Regions from separate parts of the Homo sapiens genome. Here all the other regions are linked to region 2. A link is a loop called in an ENCODE intact Hi-C map of the cell type or tissue named here. Cell type or tissue: heart right ventricle. All regions are shown on one strand. Region 1 overlaps CDH13 (cadherin 13). Region 2 overlaps CDH13 (cadherin 13). Region 3 overlaps CDH13 (cadherin 13).

What was found. Peaks named below come from ENCODE experiments on the same cell type or tissue, not always from the same donor. Only the 100,000 strongest peaks of a DNase experiment are listed, where the experiment ranks them.
Region 1: a loop joins it to region 2, with 2.5 times the contacts of the local background. A loop is called at or near these places in 28 of 110 quality-filtered maps.
Region 3: it touches region 2 in a loop (2.5-fold over the local background); 26 of 110 quality-filtered maps call a loop at or near these places.

What each region holds. Positions count from the first base shown.
Region 1 is chr16:82,706,375-82,708,874 of GRCh38, reverse strand. All of the region lies in intron 1 of CDH13 (cadherin 13), which reads right to left. Among named protein-coding and RNA genes, the nearest start is that of MIR8058, 19 kb to the right of the region's middle. In heart right ventricle, no CTCF peak of the experiment used is centred here; no DNase peak of the experiment used is centred here.
Region 2 is chr16:82,638,435-82,640,934 of GRCh38, reverse strand. The region is part of intron 1 of CDH13 (cadherin 13); the gene reads right to left. Among named protein-coding and RNA genes, the nearest start is that of CDH13, 13 kb to the right of the region's middle. In heart right ventricle, a CTCF peak has its summit at 1,019 (motif pointing right); a DNase peak (open chromatin) is centred at 1,049; H3K27ac peaks cover 1,863 bases.
Region 3 is chr16:82,698,976-82,701,475 of GRCh38, reverse strand. The region is part of intron 1 of CDH13 (cadherin 13); the gene reads right to left. Among named protein-coding and RNA genes, the nearest start is that of MIR8058, 11 kb to the right of the region's middle. RefSeq lists an enhancer at 1,205-2,404. In heart right ventricle, no CTCF peak of the experiment used is centred here; a DNase peak (open chromatin) is centred at 1,515; H3K27ac peaks cover 2,500 bases.

The DNA of each region.
Region 1 (2,500 bases), 68 kb before region 2:
CTGATGCTGGTCAGCTCCACAGAGTACTTTCTCACATAGTACTCTGATATTCACACTGTGCAAGTTGTGTTTGGGTCAGTCTGGGGAGGGGTGTCTCAGAAAACTGACAGCTTCTCCATTTGCCCAGCGTCATCTGATTGGATAAGCGCAGACAGCTGACTCGGAGTCCCCTCTTTTTAGAGTGGTCATGGTGTTTTAGACCCTGACTATCTTGAGCTGGGCGAATCAGATCTTCCCTTTAGATAAATTAGAATCAAGAGACAAGTAAGAAGATACCAGTTGGCTTTGGAAAACCCAAGGTCAAGAAAGTAGAGGATACTATCTGGGGCCAGATCCAAGATAGGACATCAGAGGAAGCTGGTGGAGAGACAGAGACAGTGGAGTCTTCACACAGAAAAAGAGAAAGTGTGAGAGATGGAGAGTGAGAGCTAGAGAAGCACGAAGGAGAGCTCTCATCTGAACTCCATAGGCTCCTGCACTCTGATGCCTGGTTGTTCAGTGTTTCTTGCATCCCCTTATGCCCTATTTGCACTTTTATAGTAACTCCCTGTGGGTCCACTAAAACCCATTCTCTCCTCCTTCTCTCCCACAGCAGAAGAATGCAAGCCATGCCACAAAGCCAGCCAGCTAGATTTCGCAGCGTCACTCACAGCTGTATGTGGCATATGACCACATTTGAGCAAATGGGATGCGAACAGTGTGATGTAAGCAACATTGGAGTCATCTCTAATGTAAAAGACAGATGTTTGCCTCCATGCGTGCACTGAAAAGCAGACATACACATGAGCCACCTTCAACCATGCAGACAAGGACCATGCCCAAGGTGACGTCTGAGCAACAGCTGGAAGGAAAAAGATGGAATGATTACACAGGGCAAAGCCAGCCTGCCAGTCGGTGCCTCTCACCAAGGGACCAAAACATGACATAAAGGCTCATCTTATCAAGCCATTGGATTTGGGAGTCTCTTTGTTATGGAAGCTTGGTCTTTCCCTAACCGACACATATGCTCCTTTCTTTGGGTAAATTTTACTGTGTTCCTCTTCTCTGAAACCAAAAGAACCTTGAATACCACACAGATGGTAGTCCAAGAGGCTGCTTTGTGCTGAGATACACGTCTTCACCTACAAATATTTAGTGAGTGCCTACTTTGTGCAAATTACATGAAAACAGAGACATCAAGCTTAAAGAGGGCAACGGGTGTTACCAAAACCATGTTGGAGCTAATTCTGCAAAATCAGACAGGCAATCTGTCATCAGAATCCACACACCCTCTGCACCCCTGAGTGCTATGGTCACTCTGTCATGTATCACAGACCCTGGCTTCTAGGAAGACTTCTTTCCATTTCTTTAAAATAAGGAAAAATATTTTGCCTGTGAATAAGCCCAGTGCAAAGGCCCTGCACCCTATCATCTCTCCGTGCCTTGAGGATACTTCTTACTCCTTCTGTATGTGCTGGTGGCACCATTATACCCCTGCTCATTCTCATTGGCCAGTGCCTGTATTGCACCTGTTGTTAAATATGTGTAAGATCATGTCTACCCCTATCTCTTCCCTACAAATGTTTACAACTCCCTTCTCTTTGAAATCTCCATAACAAAATGAGTCAGCTGGCTTTGTATACATAGCCTCATTAGCAATGGCTTTTGTTCAGTTAATGGAGAAAAGAATCAAGCATGGAATTGGTGTTAATTAGTTAAGCTTGATACAACTAAATCAACTACTTGACGAAATTATCACATTTCCAACTTTACGCTTTAGGAAGCAAAACAACCTGCCTGTGACTAAAGCTATTTTCCCGCCAAACAGGGGATGGTCCACGCCTTGTCCTCCAATCTGAGGCTTCTGTGACAGCCCCTGATTTAACTATCCTTTTCCTTTCCTTAAAAGAGGACTCCCTAAATGTAGAACTGAAGGCAGAATAATTTTATAACTCTAGAAGAGAGGGCTAAACTAGAATATTCGTAAAAACATTGGTTTGGAAAATGTGGCAGGCACATATACCTAATTCACTGAGAACATTCTCACATTAAAAATGACCTCTATACTTCTTTTTTATTTTATTTTTTTTTTGAGACAGAGTCTCGCTCTGTCACCCAGGCTGGAGTACAGCGGCATGATCTCAGCTCACCGCAACCTCCGTCTCCTGGGTTCAACCAATTCTCCTTTCTTAGCCTTCCAAGTAGCTGGGATTACAGGCACCCACCACCACACCTGGCTAATGTTTTTTTTTTTTTTAGTTTTAGTAGAGACGGGGTTTCACCATGTTGGCCAGGCTGGTCTCCAACTCCTGACCCTCAGGTGATCCACCCACCTCCGCTGACCTCTGCATTTCTGAACATTACAGAGAACTGTAAACTCCTACCAGCACTTTGCAGAAAAAACTCCTTGTTTTTTCTCCAGGCCAACCACCTAGCAGCTCCACGGCCTTCTACTCTGCCCTGGCATGAAACGGCTGCTGAGTCTGTCTCATCCCTTATCCTTATATGCAGATAATTCTCC
Region 2 (2,500 bases):
CAATCCAAGAGCGTGTTTAACCCCAAGATACTTTTGGGTAGCAAAAGTGCCTTAAAAATTGTAGTCCAGATAAATATTACAAAGCTAAATTATTCCTATGTTAGATCTACTCTGAGAATTATGTTCCATAGTTGACTATTAGCATCTTTACCTTGATAAAAGTTAATGCAAATAATCTAGTGATATGTGACCCTAAAGAAGTACCATGATTTTCATGGCAACTGAGGCCAAAGAGAATGCCTGGTTCCCCTCGCTGGCCTCTGCCCTATCCCTGTCTTAAACAAGTTTGACCAACTGGTAAGGCAGCTACTGGTTTAGATTAGTGGTTGGCAAATGGCAGCCTGAAGGACCAATCTAGCTCTGCTTGTGTTTGTAAATAACATTTTATTACCCTGCCCATTCATTTACATATCGGCTGTGGCTGCTTTAATGCTACACGGATAGAATTGAACAGTTTCAAGAGAAACCAGCTATTTACTAGATGGCTCATTACAGAAAAAGGATACCTACCCCTGGTTTAAATCATTAGTTGCCATATTCGTAAATTCCCAACAGTAAAATTTCAACACAAACAAAAAGTAGAGAGTTGACAAAAGTTGACCAACAACACTTTATCAGTGAAGACAAAAATGCCATGTATGTATTACTAACTTCCTTTCACAAACGGTAGCACATTTCATCTCTATGCTATAGAAAGGCCATTCCATCAGAACAAAGAATCCTCTGTCCCAAGAGGGTGTGGTGGACAAGCTCAGAACAACACTGTCTATCACTCTACCCCATTTGAACGTTTTTCTATAGCACTATCACTACGCAAAACTACCATATTTATTTATTTTTCTTGTTTCCTGTCTTTCTCTGCTATCAGAACACAAACTCCACGGGGGCAGGCAATCTTGTCTTTCTTAATCACTGCTGCCTCCCTCAATGCTGAGAATTGTGCTTGAGATATTGTCTTCCCCCAGTAAATATTTGTTAAGTGAATGAGTTAACCAAATAGGGAATGCACAGATAGGCACGGCCACCAGGTGGCGGGACGGTGCACACAGTGGTGAGGACCCTGTCAAGGGAGAGAGTGTCTGTCCACCAGAACAGGATTGGAGGGCAAAGGCCATGCTCTCGCTGCTCTGTGGCTAGTACGGAAAATGGAGCTGGGTACATAATAAGCACTCAACACATGTTTGCTCAATCAATGGCAACCCTCACTAAAGCACTTAAATTAACAGGAAAAAACACTAGTCTGGTAAGACAAAAATAAACTTCAAGTTACATTCAATCCAATTGCCACACAATATAGATCCAGGTGTCTCTATATAGCTACAGACTGTATATTTCTTGTTTTCTTTTTGTTTGGGGAAAGAATTACAAAGAGTAGCTTGCAGGAAGCACTGACTTAGGCAACAGGGTTTCTTAGCATCCCTAGGGAAGAATTCCATCCAGCCACACGACACAGCAGCAGGCAAATTTACCTGCATGGTTGAAGCTGCAGGTGGGTCACGCCCAGGCATCTGTGGGCCATTCTCACTGGGATGTTCTTGCTGGGGGAACCATGCAGTGCAGGTGGGTTGTTTGGCCCTGGTCAAAAGCAAGGACATGGAGACAAAGAACACAAATGACCCCGGGCTGACCCTGTTCTGAAGGTTGCAATCAGTAGCCCAGACAGGAAGTCCAGGGCCCAGACCCACTTTGAGAGACTAGGAACTCAAAAAAGTAGTCATCCCAGGCAGCTATCTTGACTTTAAGGGAGGTAGAGAACAAAATAGACAAAGGAAAGAATTTTTATATAATGAGGGGAGTGGGAAAGGCAACTTTTATATACTAGTGCAACATAGAGGAAAATAAATATGCACAGGAATAAAGACGCATGGGTCCAAACCCTGGTCCCAGTTCTCAGTGACTGTGTGGCCTTGAGCAAATGACTCCACCACTCAAAACTTCTTCTCATCGTATATAAAATTGGGAATAAGAGTCGCCTCTAAGGGTTGCAGGAAGGATTCCAGATAACATGGGTAACTAGTGCATAGCAACTACAGTGAATTGTGGTTACATGGAGGTACTTTAAACAAGTACTCATGGCACTGGTGCGTGCATGCACACAAACGCACACACGCACACACTGCCCTAATAAAGCCTCCCAGGAACAGATGATGGGCAGACACATTAAGAAGATGAGATCCCACCAGATCAAATGATTTTATGAGGCATGAATCCCGAGGGGAACAATCTTGGGGGACCTACTAATATGGGAATTGGCAAATCCTCCCTGGGGAGCAAACTTTATTTTTTTTAATGTCCACGCATTATGACATGCACAGTCATTTCCCCCCTTAAGTGAGTCACATCCTGAAAGCCAAGACCCCATGACACCTTCAGACCATAAAATTCCTTGGAGCATAGGGTGAAAAGTAATACAACCAACATTTCTTAAGCATAGGATGACATCATTAACATACACTTATTTAATTCTCACAAAAATCCTGCAGGGCAAGCATAGATATTC
Region 3 (2,500 bases), 61 kb before region 2:
GAAAGCTAGTCTGGAGTAGGTTTCTATCACTTGCAATCAGAAGACAGAATGACAATGCATGTCAAACACCCAGAGAAGAAGGAGCACACAGAAATGTTAAAAGTCTTAGTAATCAGGATGGAAGTCAAAGTTGTAGAAAAATTATAAGTTGGATGGAAAAAGAGATCATGGCAAAAGGACCCCGTGGTCCATCTAAGAAAAATAGGACCTTGAACTAGGGCCATGCCCAAGGTTGAAAGGAGATGTGGATTTGAGAAATATTTCAGAGGTAGCATCAACAGGATTTAACAGCTAATATTAGTAGAAGGTGAGGAAGAGAAAGAAATAAAAAATTACTCAGAAGTTTCTAACTTTGGACATTGAGGGGATGGTAATGTCATTAGCTGCAATGAGAGAAAAAAACAGGAAGAGGAACTGACTCATGGAGGAGATAAGAAGTTTGCTTTTGAGCACATGCAACTGGGGCTATCCACAGGACAGCAGTTTGGAGATGCCCGGGGCGGGGGGGGGGGGGGGGGGGCGGGTTCCAGCACTTACAATGGTGCACGTAATGCACTGTAAAGAGAAGCAAATTACATGGCCTTTTCTTTGTAGATTTAGAGATCAGATTAGTGTTCTGAATAGTAATCATTTGGGATAGCGGCTATATAGAAAACACAACTTGATGTATTGGGAAGTCATACCAGAAAACAATTAAAATGCATCCTGTCAGGAACATAATCACTGAAATCCTTTGTGAGGGCAAAGAGGAGGGTGAGACTCAAAACAGGATGAGAAGCTGTGATCTTCTCACAGTTGCTTTCTCTGACTGTTTTTGAAATTCTAGGACAGGACTGAAAACCTGAGATTCTTAGAAATGATTAAGTTTAACCCAAATCCAGACTTCTTAATCCCTGGGGATGGACATTTACACATAGAAAGACACACAGACACACACACACACACACACACACACTTACTAGCCCTAATTCTTGTATCTTCCTTAATAATAAAGTTTGACTTTATTATTTGAAAATACAAGCTAATGTCCACTTATGTACATTATACACATACACGGTAACTCTTCACTGGTGGGGATACTTTCAAAAATCTCCTCTGCATAGAACGTTGGTCACGTTTTACGCATGGTACTGATTCTCATCGTCTGTTCTTTAAAGTGTTCTCTCATGGGATGCCCTGTGAACAAAAGGGTTCCCAGGTCAAGTAGATTTGGAAACTGCTGCACATTCTAAACCCTTCTTGGAAATTCAGTATGCACATTCACAGATTAAAGCCTCTGAGAAGTCCCGCAGGAAAAATTCATTTAAATTTCTTTAACCTAAATGATCCCCAATATGTTCAGCCATATTTGTCTTTGATGCTATAACCCTTCTCAGCATCCTGATGAACTAATATCCATAAAATATACTTTGTGTCACCCTAGTAAAGACCAAACTTCTGTAACAGGCGAACTTCTAGAGTAAGCCAATCTTAGCCAAGTTGGGATAAATCAACAAAGCTCTCTGGCAACTTGCAGGCAAATGCCCAGCCAACTAATTGGATGACTCATTTTATTTTCCTTTTTCGGAAAACTGTTGAAACATTGCATCAGTGTCACCCATGTGGACCTTCATAAGCTGTATTATTTATTGTTTGTAAAAACTAGATGGGACATTCCTCTCTCAACAGCTAAATGACATTTGGCATAGACAAAAGAGATTATCTTAATATCCTGTTACGTTTGTTCTGTGGCACTGTTTGGATTGTGGGTGGGAGAAGGTAAAACAGTAAAAGCTATGTTTGTGGATTAAGTGTAAGGATGCAAAATGTGTGTACTGATTACATTTTGGTTCAGCAGAAATGTCATAATCACCATGAAGACTTGTTTTATGCACATTCTCTTAAATACCATTTCTAAAAGGTTCTTAGTGGAGAGGAAATCTTGCTGGAAGGCAGAGTTATGACACGCATTAAGGGTGGCCATGTTAATGAAGTGGAGCAAGGGAAATGGGACCTGGGAATCGGCTGCCTCACCTTCTTTGCCCTTGAAATCAGCCTCCTCTCAGTCTGGGCTGGGTTGAAATTAACATAATGAGATGGCTTCTCTCCACTTGCAGAGTGTATGTTCTCAGGAGGATGGAGCTGAATGCACTCCCTACTACCGGTGGTCCTCCTGGAAGCTTAGTTCTCAGAGGCAGAGGACACAAGCAGCTGTCCTTGGCAGGGCAACCTCAGGTAATCATCAGTGACCCTCCCTGGCCCTACTACAGCCTGAATCCCAGTTTCATCACATAAGTTCCCATCTCTCCCCATATGAAAGGGGAGCTATTAGAAATATCCACCTTCAACAATCAGGCTTCTATGAAGATCAATTAAATGACAAGTATCAAAATGTCTTTTGCCAACAGAATATTGTATATTATTATTAGTATGAAGATGTTTTTTCTTCTTAAACTAGGGATGAACAAACTACGGCTCACGGGCCAAATGTGGCATGCAGTCTATTTTTATACAGCCTGGA